Linked DNA regions of Homo sapiens: region 2 is linked to region 1. Evidence: read pairs that join two places in POLR2A ChIA-PET (ENCODE). Cell type or tissue: A673. All regions are shown on one strand.

Region 1 (8,000 bases):
AATTGAAAAGCTGGAGAAGCAAATGAAAAGACTGATCTTATTTGTGGAAAAGGATTTATGAACATGAAATATATTGTATCCTGTGAGTACACTGAAGCAAGATCTTAGGGCTGACACTTTGAGGAAGAGAGGAAAGTAGCCACAGAGAGAGGAAAGCAGCCTGTAGCCACAGGTGGCGATGGTATTTTAAAACAAAACATAAGGTAGTCATTTGGTTTCTCAAATGCATTTCTGATTTCTTTGTTCTGAATCTGCATGTGAAGCAAATGAACCCATAGCCTCCTTCATCCCAGCTGAACCATTTGCTTCACTGTCAGTGAAGGGGGTAGAGTCAGTGGTAGGGATAAGTAACCCAGATAAAAAGTTTAGCATGGCCATGTCTCTGTCATCCTGTTTTCCCCTTTCCTTTTTCTTTTTGATTCTTTAAAACGGAAATTCTGATTTTATCAACTTTAGAAATGAAACAGTATTGATTGGCTCCTTTCTCAAAAGGTGAAGAATGTTCTCCTTTTTCTTGTGATTTTCTGGAGTTTTCATCTTAGCTTATTAGTTACACGTATTTCAACTGTATAGCTTTTTTTTTTTCCTATTAGTTAAAACTGCATTCTTTTTTTTTTGTCACCGTTACTATCACAGGTATTCTGTGCTTATCTGGATTGACAAGCTGCTCTTGCCAAAGGTTTCCTGAGCACATTATTTTGATTTGTCATATGAGTAGTTGTATTATGTGTTTGAACAAATTTTTCAGGGAGAAATATATCTTAATTATACCATATGATCCAGCAATCTCACTGCTAAGTATATACCCAAAAGAAAGAAAATCAGCATATTGAAGAGGTATCTTCACTCTCATGTTTATTGCAGCACTGTTCACAATAGCCAAGATTTGGAAGCAGCCTAAGTGTCCATTAACAGAAAAATGGATAAAGAAAATGTGGTACTTATACACAATGGAGTATTATTCAGCCAGAAAAGGAATAAGATCTTGTCATTTGCAACAACATGGATGGAACTGGAGGTCACTGTGTTAAGTGAAGTAAGCTAGTCACAGATAAACTTTGCATGTTCTTATTTGTAGGAACTAAAAAAATTAATTGAACATATGGAGACAGAGAATAGAAGGATAGTTACGAGGGGCTAGGAAGGTGGGTTGGTTAATGGGTACAGAAATATAGTTAAATAGAATGAATAAGATCTAGTATTTGGTAGCATAACAGGGTAAATTTATTGTACATTTTATAATAGTTAAAAGAGTATAGTTGGATTATTGGATTGTTTGTAACACAAAGAAAGGATAAGTGCTTGAGGTGATGCGTACCCATTTACCATGATGTGACTATTACATATTGCATGCCTGCATCAGAATATCCCATATACCCCACAAATATATACACCTACTATGTACCCACAAAAATTAAAAATAAAAATATTAAAAGTGGCTTGTTTTTGTTATTGCAGGTAAACAAAGGCTTGATTGGCTGTAGAATTTTTGAGTCGTTCCATATTTCTGACAAAATCTTGAAATTTATTCCTTCATCTTATTTGTTGGGGTGAGGTTAATGGCTGTGTCCAGCCCATTTTTTTCCCATTATGATTTGATTTATTTTCCCCATTTGATTTTTTTAATGGGATTTCTTTTAATTTTTAAAGCTTATTAACTTAAACCTGTTTTGCACTTATCATTTACTTCATAGTTTTCCTGGAATTTGTCACACTTTTTTAAATTATGGTAAAATACACATAACATAAAATTTACCCTCTTAACCATTTAAATGTACAGTTCAGTAGTGTTAAGTATATTCAGACTGTTGTGCAACCAATCTCCAGAACTCTTTTCGTCTTGTAAAACTGAAACCCCGTACCCATTACACAGCAATTTCTCATTCATCCCTCTCCCCCAGTCCCTGGCAAGTACTACTGTACTTTGTCTCTATTAATTTGACTATTAGCTACCTTATATATGTGGAGTATTTGTCCTTTTTTGACTGGCTTATTTCACTTAGCATAATGTCTTCAGGGTTCATCCATGTCATAGCATATGCCAGAATATCCTTTTGAAGGCTGGATGATAAGCCATTGTATGTATATACCAATTTAGTTTATGTCTGTTCATCTGTTGTTGAAAACTTGGGTTGCTTCTACCTCTTGGCTCTTGTAGATAGTGCTGCTACAAACATGGGTATACAAATATCTCTTTGAAAGATCATTAACAGTTATTTTGGATATATACCCAGAGGTGGGATTGCTAAATCATATGGTAATCCTATTTTAATTTTTTTGAGGAACCTCTATACTGTTTTCCATAGTGATTGTACCATTTTTGGTCCCACCAGCAGTGCTGGGTTCCAGTTTGTTCACATCCTTGCTAATACTTCTTTTCTTTTTTTGATAATGGCTATCTTAATGGGTGTCAGATGTTATCTTACTATTTTGATTTGCATTTGCATTTTACTGATGATTAGTGATGTTGAGCATCTCTTCATGTTTGGCCGTGTGTGTGTGTGTGTGTGTGTGTGTGTGTGTGTGTATGTGTATATACATTTTTGTAGAAGTGTCTACTCAAGTCTTTTGCCCAATTTTTAAGTTGTTTGTTGGTTTGTTGTTTTTGATTTTGAGTTGTAGGAGTTAGGAAAGTTTACTTTTATTGCTAAGTAACTTCTGTTCCACTTATTTTTGTCAAGTATGCCGATTATGTTGAATCTTTATGTCCTGCGATTTATATCCATAATTTCTTTTTAAATTTTTTTATTTTTATTTTTTATTATTATACTTTAAGTTCTGGGGTACATGTGCACAACATGCAGGTTTGTTACATAAGTATACATGTGCCATGTTGGTTTGCTGCATCCATCAACTCGTCATTTACATTAGGTATTTCTCCTAATGCTATCCCTCCCCTAGTCCATCACCCCCTGACAGGCCCCAGTGTGTGATGTTCCCCTCCCTGTGTCCATGTGTTCTTATTGTTCAACTCCCACTTATGAGTGAGAATATGTGGTGTTTGGTTTTCTCTTCTTGTGTTACTTTGCTGAGAATGATGGTTTCCAGTTTCATCCATGTCCCTGAAAAGGACATAAACTCATCCATTTTTATGGCTGCATAGTATTCCATGGTGTATATGTACCACATTTTCTTTATTCAGTCTATCATTTGATGTGCATTTGGGTTGGTTCCAAGTCTTTGCTATTGTGAACAATGCTGCAGTAAACATATGTGTGTATGTGTCTTTATAGTAGAATGATTTATAATCTTTTAGGTGTATACCCAGTAATGGGATGGCTGAGTCAAATGGTATTTCTAGTTCTAGATCCTTGAGGAGTTGCCACACTGTGTTCCACAATGGTTGAACTAATTTACACTCCTACCAACACTGTAAAAGCATTCCTATTTTCCCCACATCCTCTCCAGCATCTGTTGATTCCTGACTTTTTAATGCTCGCCATTCTAAATGATGTGAGATGGTATCTCATTGTGGTTTTGATTTGCATTTCTGTAACGAGCAGTGATGATGAACATTTTTTCATAAGTTTGTTGGCTGCATAAATGTCTTCTTTTGAGAAGTGTCTGTTCATATCCTTTGCCTACTTTTTGATGAGGTTGTTTTCTTCTTGTAAATTTGTTTATTTGTAGATTCTGTATGTCCATAATTTCTAATTAATCTAGTAAATTCCATTATTGTAAGCACATGTACTTTTTCCCAAGCCAGACTTCCATGGCACCAACTTGGTTTTCTGCAGTGGCACTTCTGTCTTTTGTAGTTTTAAATTTTTAGTTTCTGCAGTGATTTTTTTTTATTTCCTTAAAAAATTTTAAAATCAAACTTGTAAATGTTTATAATTTAAAAATGTATAGGTAGATACTTTATTTGGCAAACAATGTTAGCTATCACTTTTACCATGTTCACTATATTGTTCACAGTATGATAAGTATTACTCCAGGTGTCTTAGGTACATTAATCAATTCAATTCTTATAGTCATATGTGGCAGCCTTACTATTATTATACCCATTTTACAGAGGAGAAATCTGAGGCAAGGAGACATGACATAACCTGCCCAAGGTCATACTGGCAGGACAAGGATTTGAACCTAGGCAGTTGGATTCCCTAGCGTACTGTACTTGTAACTACTATGCAGCACTGCCTCTCTTCCTCCTTTTCTTAAAAAAAGAAATGTATGTGCTTTATTTGAATTCTGACTCAACCAACCAAACTGTTAAAAGTTATAAGAAAATCAGGGGATTGTGAACTTACCGAATATTTGATGATATCAAGTACCTCTGATTAATTTTTTAACTGTGATGATGGTAAGGTAGTTTCCTTATAAAAGAGTTCTTTTAAGGACAAAACAGCTAAATATGTAAACATAAAGTTACTTACAGCATATGTATTATGCTGAGTTATTTACAGAAGAAATTAAATGATGCTTGGGATTTGTTCCTCTATATTATCTTTAAATATATTCATTTTAATTGATATACATTTGTACATATTTATGGGATACAGTGTGATATTTTGATACATGTATATACAATGTGTAATGATCAAATTAAGGCAATTAACATATCCATCACCTCAAACCTTCATCATTTCTTTATACGGGTAACAGTCAAAGTCCTCTCTTCTAGCTATTTGAAAAAATACAATAAATTGTTGTTTGCTATAAGTCACTCTTCAGATCTATAGAACACTAGAACTTATTTTTGCTATCTAGGTATAACTTTGTACATCCATTAACCAAACTCTCCCTATCCCTCCCTGTCCCCTAGGCTTCCTGGTATCTAGTAAGCACTATCCTACTCTCTACTTCTGTGGGATCAACTTTTTTAGCTCCCACATAGGAGCGAGAACATTGCAGTATTTATCTTTCTGTGCCTGACTTACTTCGCTTAACATGCAGTCCTCCAGGCTCACCCGTGTTGCTGCAAATGACAGGATGTATGTAATTTAAAGTGTCAAATAGCTCTGAGGCTTGCCAGGAAAGAGGAGTCCTTGCTTGCTTCCTACAATTTTACCTTCCCCAGAGCTACCACTTTCAGTTGTTTTGGCAGCCTCATTTGATATTTGCATTTAATCTGTAAGATTTTTTTTAACTTCTTTTTGAAAATTTTTAAAATTGTGAATGATATGTTTTGAAATATGTGCTATGTGGAATTCTAAGGTTTTTATTTCTTTTTATCTTACTAGTTTGGAATATTTATAGATGTACCATGTGCAAAGTGTACCATTCACATACTCCCATCCTGAACCTCCTTTTCTTAGTATAGTTAGGTCATGATTTTGACTAGGCCATTATTCAGTGTTAATAGGATGATGACCTTGTTAATGCTGTTCATACCTGAGCCATGTAGAATTCTATGAATCCTTTTCCTCTTCTGCAAATTTTTTGTTCTATTTAAACTAATTGTTCTTTTGATGTTTGCTTAGTTTTCTATGTGCTTTTTACTCATTCAGTCCTAAATGCTCTTGGTTATCCAAATCTCCTCTTGATATACTACTTCTTGAGTCTTTTTGCTTATCACCCAAGGATTTCCCTTCACAATTATGCCAGGAATTCCTTTTTTTCTCCCTCTTGTATTGGACTCCTGTTTCCTGTATCACATGCCTGTCTTTTTCTTAGTTTCCTCCCTGTTTTGCAGAAGAACATCTGCCAATAGAATTCTAGGTTGTCAACTGCCTTCCTCATTGCTTCATTGTCTTCTAGCTTTCAGGGTTGCTGTTGAAAAGTCCAGAGACTTTCTGATTCCTAATCTTTTGCTTATGAGCTTCCCTACCTGCTTTTTGATATTTTATAGGACCTTTTTAATATCCTTACAGTTAAAAAAACACAACTCATGATGACAGATGCTGTGTTTAATGTGGGCATATTGAAATCAAATGAAATGGGCAGGTAGGCACTCAGTGGGCCCTTACAGTCTACACAGTTATGACCTTACGTTTTAGGAAATATTTTGAGTTAGTCATTTGACTTCACTCCACCCCATTTCCTTTACTCTTTTATTCTGGAATTCTATTTGGCTATTAGACCTGCTGGACTCATTTTGTAGCCTTCTCATTTTTACTGTTCTAGTCTTCTTTACTTTTTTTTTTTTAACTCTACATTTTGGGCACATTCCTTAAAGTTATATTCCAATCTGTCTACTGAATTTTTTTTGAATTCTTAAAAATTGACATATAAAATTATAAGTATTTATCATGCACAATATGATGTTTTGAGTATATATATATTGTGGAATGGTTAAGTCTAGCTAATTAACAAATGCATTACCTCACATAGCCACCATTTGTTTGCGGTAAGAACAGTTAACATCCACTCCCTTGGCATTTTCCAAGAATACCATGTATCATCATTATCTATAGTCACTGTCCTACACGATGGATCTGACCTTATTCCTCCTAACTGCAATAGATCTCCTGTCTAACTGTAAATATGTATCCTTTGATCAACATCTTCCCAACTCCCTCTCCCCACAACCACCCCAGCCTTTGGTAACCACCACTTTGCTCTCTACTTCTGTGGGAAAAACTTTTTTAGATTTTGAATTACCACTTTTTAAGCATCCTGTTTTTGTTTGAATAAGTGCAATATATTCTTCTCGATGTTACTATTGTTAAACCTATTCATCTGCTCAGATTCCAGAGAGAAAAATCTTTCCGTCTCAGGCCTTAGATGATGTAAGACTGGCTTCAGATGCTATTTAGCTCTGATAGGCGGAAGAGATAATAAGAAAGAAGACAAGCTTCAGCTCTGAACTGCCTGTATCTCATCTTGTTCCTCCAGGTTTGGGCTTCAGGAATTTCTTCTATTTTGTTTATATCAGACTATAGGGCTCTCTGAAGAATGATACATAGTTTGAAAAATTTCCCCATTTTATCTAAATTGTTGTATATCTGTAATAGTTTTCTAAAGTTTTTAGAATAAATTTGTCCTTTCCAGGTTTCAGCATTGATGGTTTCTTCTTTCCTCCTTTATTGCTTTTCATTCATCTATTCTGTTTTGGAGACGAAGGCTTTAAAATCTTTACCCACGTAGCTTCCCCCAGCTACCTCTGAGAAGTCTGTTTTATCTTTTGCATCACTAATTTTATTTTTTGCTTTTTAAAAATATTCTACTTTCTGCTTCATTGGTTGCTTTTATTCAAGTTCATAATTCAGATTTTCTTTTCTGGTTAGCGCAGACTCTTTTCTGGTCTCATATTTCTTTCTATGGCTACCTGCTCTATGTGCAAAGATTCTACTATGTCCCCTGGAATTTTAAGAACATGAGCTAGAAATTTTCTGTTAATAGAGTTTTCTCTTTTATATAGTATATCTATTTCTTAAGTAAATATTTGCTCTGATTCTAGAATCTTCCCCTTTTCTGAACCACAATGTGTTCTATTTGCCTGGTGGATTTAGATTTTTCTCCTTTGCTTATCCTTAGGGAAGTCAATGCATATTCAGTATTGGGTATTGCCTTGTTTTCTTTCCTTCTTTCCTTCTTTCCTTCCTTCCTTCCTTCCTTCCTTCCTTCCTTCCTTCCTTCCTTCCTTCCTTCCTTCCTTCCCTCCTTCCTTCCCTCCCTCCCTCCCGCCCTCCCTCCCTCCTTCCTTCCTTCCTTCCTTCTTTCCTTCTGTTTTAAAATTTTACTTTAAGTTCCGGGATACATGTGCAGAACATGCAGTTTCTTACATAGGTATACATGTGCCATGGTGGTTTGATGCACCTATCAACTCGTCATCTAGGTTTTAAGCCCCGCGTGCATTAGTAACCCTGTGTTCTTTCAAGAAACTTGTATGAGTCACTATTTGACTCAAGTCCAGACAAAGGAAAAAGGTTACATTTGTAGTAGATTAATTTACCAATTATGAATTCATATTCCTGTGAGGCCTGGGAAAAGAGCCAGCATCAGCTCCAGAAGTAATCAAAGGGAAGTTTGCCTCAAACCAAAGACTTTGTTTTAGGTATTTGGTGTGGCACTCAGTAATTAGCAAGGTCATTGTCACTTGGCATGGCTGCCCTTGC
Region 2 (8,000 bases), 290 kb before region 1:
ATTTATCCCAAGATTGTGTATCACTGTGAGCTCACTGATGGCAGGGAACATACCTTACTCAATTTTTAAGACTTTTACAATTTGGAATAATTTTAGATTTATGGAAAAGTTGCAAAGATATTATAGAAAATTCTCATATATCCTTCACCCAGCATCCCCTAACATTATCATTTTACATAACCAGGGTACATTTGTTAAAACTAAGAAGTTACATTAGTACAATGCTATTAATTAAACTACAGACTTTATCCAGATTTCGCCAGATTTTCCACAAATATCCTTTCACTATTCTAGAATTCAAGCCAGGATACCACATTCCATTTAGATCACTGTTGCGTTTAGATCATTTTTGCATTTAGATCTTATTCACTTTTATATTTCTGGTACCCAGGATGGTGACTAATAGGTACTCAATGTATATTTGCCGAGAGAACAAGCCAGAAAATACAACTAGAATTGAATGCTCAGATACTGAAGAGGGGACTGGGGTGGGGGCCATGGAAGTAGCAGACCTGGATCTAGCACTCAGCAGGGCCTACTTCTGTCTCAAAAGCTTCAAAAGGGTGGAGGGGGCAGGAGACAGTTTCAATGAGCTGAAGAGTGAGTGGGAAGAGGAGACTGAGTGTAGAGAACTTGCAAAGCAGATTGTCAATGAAAGCAAAGGCAGAAAAGATACAGTAATTGAAGGAGAATAAATGTCATAAAAGTAGTTTTAGGAAAGGGAATAGTGAGCTGTTTTGTAGTCTGAGAAAAGGGAAACTTGAAACGGTGGGGGTGTGTTGGGGATTGAAGACCCAGTAAAGAAGAGATGATTGCTGAAATAATGCCCAGGAAAAAGCAGGGGGAATATGATTTGGAGTCTAGGTGGAAATGGGGTCTTGCAGAGACTTATGAAAATTATTGGAATATCTGCTATGTAGTAAGGAAAATTAAATCAACTAAGAATGAAAGAAAAGAATGACATCATTATTGAAAGCCCAGAGATAATCAGGTTATTATATTTTGGGTCTGGCACTAATGACACTTAGTGCCACTCTTAGACTGCCAGACTCCCTGAGGACATGCAGTTTCAGGGAGTCTGGTAGTCTAAGTGTGGCACCAATGCGAGTCTTTTTAAATTCACTTTTTCATTTCTGTTCATATGACTACATCATCGGTCAAATCATTTACTTTGTCCCAGGATTTGGTAACAGGCTTCATTGAATTCATAATGAATAACTTTTGTTTTGTGTTGGGATTCCATAGAGTAACTTGGATATATTAACACTGGAATTTTTCTACGTTGTTTATAGCAAATTATTCTAGTACTATTTATCCTAATAAAAACAGTAACTATAATCAGAATTTTTTGAGCAGCTACTATGTTATAGCAATGTACTAGACATTTTGTGGACTCTACAAGACATCTCCATTTTAACTGTGGGAAGAGTCTTGGAGAGAGTCATTCTTTCAACAAGTATTCATGAAGCATCCTCCATGTGTCAGGTTTCACCTGAGGCAATTGGGATACATCAATGAGAAAGTGAGACAAAGATCTCTGACCTATGATGTCACATTTTAGCAGAAAATCCAAGTGGGTAAATGGTTTACCTAAATTCACAAATGTAATAAGTAGCTGCAATGACCTTTACTAATTTTTGGCTGCCTTGTGTCCATTTCACCTTCTTTTGGAGGGGAATTTTACTTTCCCTATTTGATGCAGTTTTGTAGGAGTGTTAGTCAAGGTATCCTGTTTTCCCTAATTCCTATACACTACGTATATGAATAGTCTTGACTAGGCCAGTTGAATGCTTTTTTTTCTCTGAAATATGACTCCTGTATATAGAGAAAAAAGTACTGAGAATCATTGAAACTTATCCACCCTTCTAGTTTCCTAAGATTTTTTCTAAATGAGATCCCTTGGTGTGTTTATAGGGTTTGTCTTTTCCAAGACTAATTTACTAGACTTCCCTTCAATTCAGAGAGCTCCTCCAAAGCATTCCATCATCATCATCATCATCATCATCATCATCATCATCATCATCATCATTTTTGCTTACACTAGCTTTTGTTAGTTTCTGTTGCTTACTATCAGGAACCTGGATTTGTGATTCCAGAATCAATCCTTTGACTACACTTAGCTTCACTAACATACATTCTGTGATACATTGGAATTCCTGAGAGATTGTCCAAGGATTTTTTTGTTAGCATATATATTCTGACTGGAAAATTTTCTGTCTTTAGACAGAACTGGGCATTGACTTATCTGTGTTTCTTGATTTTGAGCATGACTTAGAAAGGATGTCCCCTGCTTCATTTCTCTTGGGACATGTAACAGACTAGACAGAATACCCAGTCAGCTTTTACTCAGTTGGCCTTCCTACCATTGTGGAATTTGGCATTTACAAGTGGTTGATGCAATGTTATTTCAGCATGGGCCCAGTCAACAGCTCCCACCACCTCTGGAGACTTCCATCGCTAGAATCTTACACTGCAGACCCTGTTCATTGATATTCAGGTGACACAAGCACAAGAGGAATAGCTGACATTGCTGTCACTTGCAGGGTCATCCTATATTTGTAGAAACATGGAATTATTGTTGCTAGCCTTGCTGCCTTGCTGCAGCATTGTACTAACCCCAGGGCACCATTCACATTGTAAGCATCATGAGTGGCACTCCCAGAGTCCGAAAATGATGCCTGGTGTGGAATTGGCTTCCTGTCTATTTCTTCCTGCTTGGCGTGTTCTCCTGGATGCTGGCCCAGACTTCTTTCTTAGGACTCTGCATGGCTGCTTCCTCATGCCATCTCTAGTTAAGGCTCAAAACTTAGCTCTACGCTCAGAATTTATTTTTCTCATCTGTTTTATCTAAGAGCTAATTCCTGGATATGCCATGTGTGTGCAGAAACTCTCACTACTCTTCCCCCTTTGCCTGCCTGACTCCTGATATTGCCTCTCCTTGCTTTCTCTGTTGGGTGCACCAAAGACCTGCTCTACCAGTACAGTTCTCTGTAGGTGTAAGTTCAGGCCCACTTCTAAAATTGGTGGAGCCCAGTGCAAGGCTACAAGTGAGTGCCCACATGCTATGCTGTCTAAATATTCACAAGTGATACTTCAAGCTAATAAAATACCTTCTATCCACCTACCTTGACTAATATATCTTCATAATGACTTGGAAGGTCAGGGGTCTTGGACTTCTGCAAGTTTTGCTTCTGAACATAGCAGCAGGGAGAACCTGTCTTGCAGTTCATATTCTGGCTCTGCCTTCTCTTCTCACTCTAGGTCTGTCTTATACAATGAGAGGTCTCACATGCATGTGTGTGGAAACTCTATCCCATATTTACAATCCCCATTCGCATCCCCACAAATGGCTCTCTATTGGCCATTCCCTGGGCCTAAGGATGTTCTTGTCATTGGTGTGTTCTGTTCTCAAGAGACAGGGCCTAGGGAAGAGGCATTCTCTGGCTCTAGAAGTGAGCTCAGGGACACTTTGGCAGAGAATTTTGGGGTCCAGGTACAAGAAGCCTGGTCTAGAGGGAGAGAAGCAGGTTGAGGGTGAGCATATACCCTTGGCTCCAGAAAGGTCTTGATTTGTGAGAAGGAAGATGGCTAGAGAAGGCCAGGAGTCTTCTTTGCCCAAGCTTAAGTATGCAATGGTAAAAGGTAGAGCCAGTCTCATGCTTCTGTAACGCTGGGAGTACAAGCCAGTTTAGCCATGCTCTTCCTCTTCACAAGGGACATTTTGGGGCAATGGGAAGTAATGGTTATCTTTATACTCGAGGAAAAACTGTAAAATATGGTGTTTCTGACCTACTTCTCAGAAGGTGGTGATCATAAAAAGTATTCCATTGTCTCTGGATCTTGAGGTAGTTATGTAAGCAATATGACTAGCTGTTTTAGAATAGTACTGTGGACACAAATGCCAAGTCCAAATAAGAAACTCTTCAAATATCACGTGTAGGGGAGAAAACTCTACATTGCTCAAAACTTCAGTGGATAAATTCACTCTTAATTTCATGCAAGAACAAATGTCAAGTTGCTTTACAGCTACTTTGTCTTTATTAAATTTAATAATCATTTGTTGAATGTCTATTATGTTTTGAATTCTAACTGGAATGCTATAGAACTAGATGATAAAATGTGAGTTGTACCTTGAGGGATAAGAAGGGCTTTACTGGGTGAGTAAATTGGAAGAATGTCTTTGAGAAGCAAGTTTCCTCATCTGTAAAAAATAGTGATAGTGCTTACCTTACAGGGATTTTATGAAGATTAAAAGGGTAACAAAGGCAAGACACATAGCTTATACTCAATAAATTTTAAGTATTCCTGTTTTCTGTTTTTTTTTTTTTTTTTTTTTTTTTTTTTTTGAGTGGGGAGAAAAGACAAAGAAAGTGGATTGAGAACATAATGACTTGTTCGACAAGCTGGGTGCAGCTTGTGTTGTTAGAATACAGTTTGCACAAGAGAAGTGACTGGAGATTAGTCTAAAGAGCTCATTGAAACCAGACTGTATTATCTGACGAGGAGTTCACGTATGTCCTATAGGAAAGAGGACTCAGTGAATGGCCTGATGAGAGGGCTAACACAAGGAGATTTGCCATTTTAGAAAATTCATTTGTGTAGTGTCATAGAGGATGGTTTGGAGATAGAAGAGACTGGCAACAGGCTGATCTGCAATCATTCAGATAATAACATGAGATGGTCTCAAACTAAGACTCTGGCTGTGGAATACTTAAGAGAGGACAAATGTTAGTGGCCAAGTCAATGGTACTTGGTACAAAAGGTTAGAAAGTTTAAGTGACAAAGATACTTGAAGGTTTCTGGCTGTTGCAACAGCTTGTTTGGAGGGACTATCAACTGGGATAGGCATGACAGATTAGAGAAAGTTTCGTGGGGCAAACCTAGAATTGAAAACATGAGACATCCAGTGCAGATGCCCAGCTGGCCATTGGTAACAGAGAGATCACAGTGGAAATACAAATCTGGGGTCTCCTTCATTTGTATGATAACTGAGACATTCTCCCAATGCACTCACCTGGTGATATGGTTTGGCTCTGTGTCCCCACCCAAATCCCATCTTGAATTGTAACTCTCATAATTCTCACGTGTTGTGGGAGGGGCCCAGTGGGAGATAATTGAATCATGGGGGTGGCTTCCTCCATACTTTTCTCATGGTAGTGAATAAGTCTCATGAGATCCGATGGTTTTATAAGGGGTTTCCATTATTGTTTCTCTCTCATTTTCTCTTGTCTGTTGCCATGTAAGTCATGCTTTTGCCTTCTTTCATGATTGTGAGGCCTCCCCAGCCATGTGGAACTGTGAATCCATTAAACCTCTTTTTCTTTATAAATTACCCAGTCTTGGGTATGTCTTTATCAGCAGCATGAAAATGGACTAGTACAGCAAATTGGTACTGGTAGAGTGGGGTGCTGCTGTAAAGATACCCAAAAATGTGGATGCAATTTTGGAACTGGGTAACAGGCAGAGGTTGAAACAGTTTGGAGGGCTCAGAAGACGACAGGAAAATGTGGGAAAGTTAATTTCCTAGAGACTTGTTGAATGGCTTTGACCAAAATGCTGATAATGATATGGACAATGAAATCCATGCTGAGGTGGTCTCAGATGGAGATGAGGAACTTTTTGGGAACTGGAGTAAAGGTGACTCTTGCTATGTTTCAGCAAAAAGACTGGCAGCATTTTACCCCTGCCCTAGAGGGGCTTCAAACTTGAGGGAGATGATTTAGGGTATCTGGCAGAAGAAATTTCTAAGCAGCAAAGCATTCGAGATGTGACTTGGGCACTATTAAAAGCATTCAGTTTTAAAAGGGAAACAGAGCACATAAAAGTTTGGAAATTCACAGCTTGAAGATGAGATAGAAAAGAAAAACCCATTTTCTGAGGAGAAATTCAAGCCAGCTGCAGAAATTTGCATGGGAGAAGCCAAATGTTAATCCCCAAGACAATGCGGAAAATGTCTCCAGGGCATGTCAGAGACCTTTGTGGCAGCCCCTCCCATCACAGGCCTAGAGGCCTAGGAGGAATAAACGGTTTCGTGGGCTGGGCCTAGGGCCCCCCCTGCTGTGTGCAGCCTAGGGATTTGGTGCCCTGCATCCCAGCCACTCCAGCCTTGGCTAAAAGAGGCCAAGGTACAGGTTGGGCTGCGGCTTCAGAGAATTCAAGCCCCAGGCCTTGGCAGCTTTCACAAGATGTTGAGCCTGTGGGTGCACAGAGTCACGAATTGAGGTTTGGGAACCTCCACCTAGGTTTCAGAGGATGTATGGAAACACCTGGCTGTCCAGGTGCAAGTTTGCTGCAGGGGTGGAGCCCTTATGGAGAACCTCTGCTAGGGAAGTTCAGAAAGGAAATGTGGGGTTGAAGCCCCCACACAAAGTCCCCACTGGGGTGCTGTCTAGTGGAGCTGTGAGAAGAGGGCCATCATCTTCCAGATCTCAGAATGGTAGATCCAGTGACAGCTTGCACCATGCACCTGCAAAAGCTGCAGACACTCAATGCCAGCCCATGAAAGCATCTGGGAGGGAGGCTGTACCCTGCAAAGCCACAGGGGTGGAGCTGCCCAAGACCATGGGAACCCGTGTTGCATCAGCATGCTGTGGATATGAGACATGGAGTCTAAGGAGGTCATTTTGGAGCTTTAAGATTTGACTGCCCTGCTGAATTTCAGACTTGCATGGGGATTTTAGTTCATTTTGACCAATTTCTTTCTTTTGCAATGGGTGTATTTATCCAATGCCTGTACCTCCATTGTATCTAGGAAGTAACTAACTTGCTTTTGATTTTACAGGCTCATAGGCAGAGGGGACTTGCCTTGTCTCTGATGACACTTTGGACTGTGGTCTTTTGAGTTAATGCTGAAATGAGTTAAGACTTTGGGGGAGTGCTGGGAAGGCATGATTGGTTTTGAAACGTGAGGACATGAGATTTGGGAGGGACCAGGGGCAGAATGATATGGTCTGGCTCTGTATTCCCACCTAAATTCCATCTTTAATTGTAGCTCCCATAATTCTCACATGTTGTGGTAGGGACCTGGTGGGAGATATTGAATCATGGGGGCAGCTTCCCCCATACTGTTCTTGTGGCAGTGAATAAGTCTCATGAGATCTGATGATTTTATAAGGGGTTTCTGCTTTTGCCTCTCTCTCATTCTGTCTTGTCTGCTGCCATGTAAGACATGTCTTTAGCCTTCTTCCATGATTGTGAGGCCTCTCCAGCCACATGGAACTGTGAGTCTTTTTCTCTTTTTCATTATAAATTACACAGTCTCAGGTATGTCTTCATCAGCAGCATGAAAACAGACTAATATATTCAGCAATGCCCTTCTTATCCCTCAAGGTGCAAGTCACATTTGACCCCCTCGTTTTCTAGCCTTCTGGTGAGAATTCAGGACATAATAGACCTTCACCAAATGATTATTGAATTCAGTGAAGACAAAGTAGCTGTGAGGCAACTTGTCATTAGTTCTTGCGTGGGTTCTCACTTATAAGTTGGAGCTAAATGATGATAATACATGGACACATACAGGGGAACAGCACACACTGGGGCCTTTTGGAGGGTATTGGGTGGGAGGAGGAAGAGGACCAGGAAAAATAACCAGTGGGTACCAGGCTTAATACCTGGGTGATGAAATAATTTGTACAACAAGTCGCCATGACACAGGTTTACCTATGTAACAAATCTGTACATGTACCCCTGAACTTAAAATAAAAGTAAAAAAAAAAAGCATAAATTATCCACTGATGTTTTGAGCTATTTGGAGCTTCCTTTCACACACATGATATTTGAACTGTTTCTCATTTGGACTTGGCATTTTAGTCCACAGTACTATTCTAAAACAGCTAGTGGTATCGCTTACATAACTACCTTAAGATCCAAGACAATGAAATGCCTTTCATGTTCCTCACCTTCTAAAAAGTAGGTCAGAAACATCATATTTTATTCTTTTTCCTCATCTTGAGTATCGTGGGCAATGATCAGGTATGTCAGTGAGAGTATAAAGTGATGAA

Evidence for each region. Peaks named below come from ENCODE experiments on the same cell type or tissue, not always from the same donor. Only the 100,000 strongest peaks of a DNase experiment are listed, where the experiment ranks them.
Region 2: POLR2A ChIA-PET joins it to region 1 with 8 read pairs; 2 of 35 experiments call an interaction of 5 or more read pairs at or near these places.

What each region holds. Positions count from the first base shown.
Region 1 is chr9:110,977,389-110,985,388 of GRCh38, reverse strand. All of the region lies in intron 2 of LPAR1 (lysophosphatidic acid receptor 1), which reads left to right. Among named protein-coding and RNA genes, the nearest start is that of LPAR1, 57 kb to the left of the region's middle. In A673, no CTCF peak of the experiment used is centred here; DNase peaks (open chromatin) are centred at 4,938, 6,678, 7,378 and 7,878; H3K4me3 peaks cover 1,021 bases; H3K27ac peaks cover 3,361 bases.
Region 2 is chr9:111,264,250-111,272,249 of GRCh38, reverse strand. It overlaps MIR7702 (microRNA 7702), which reads left to right and starts at 1,036; the gene lies at 1,036-1,094. In A673, no CTCF peak of the experiment used is centred here; no DNase peak of the experiment used is centred here.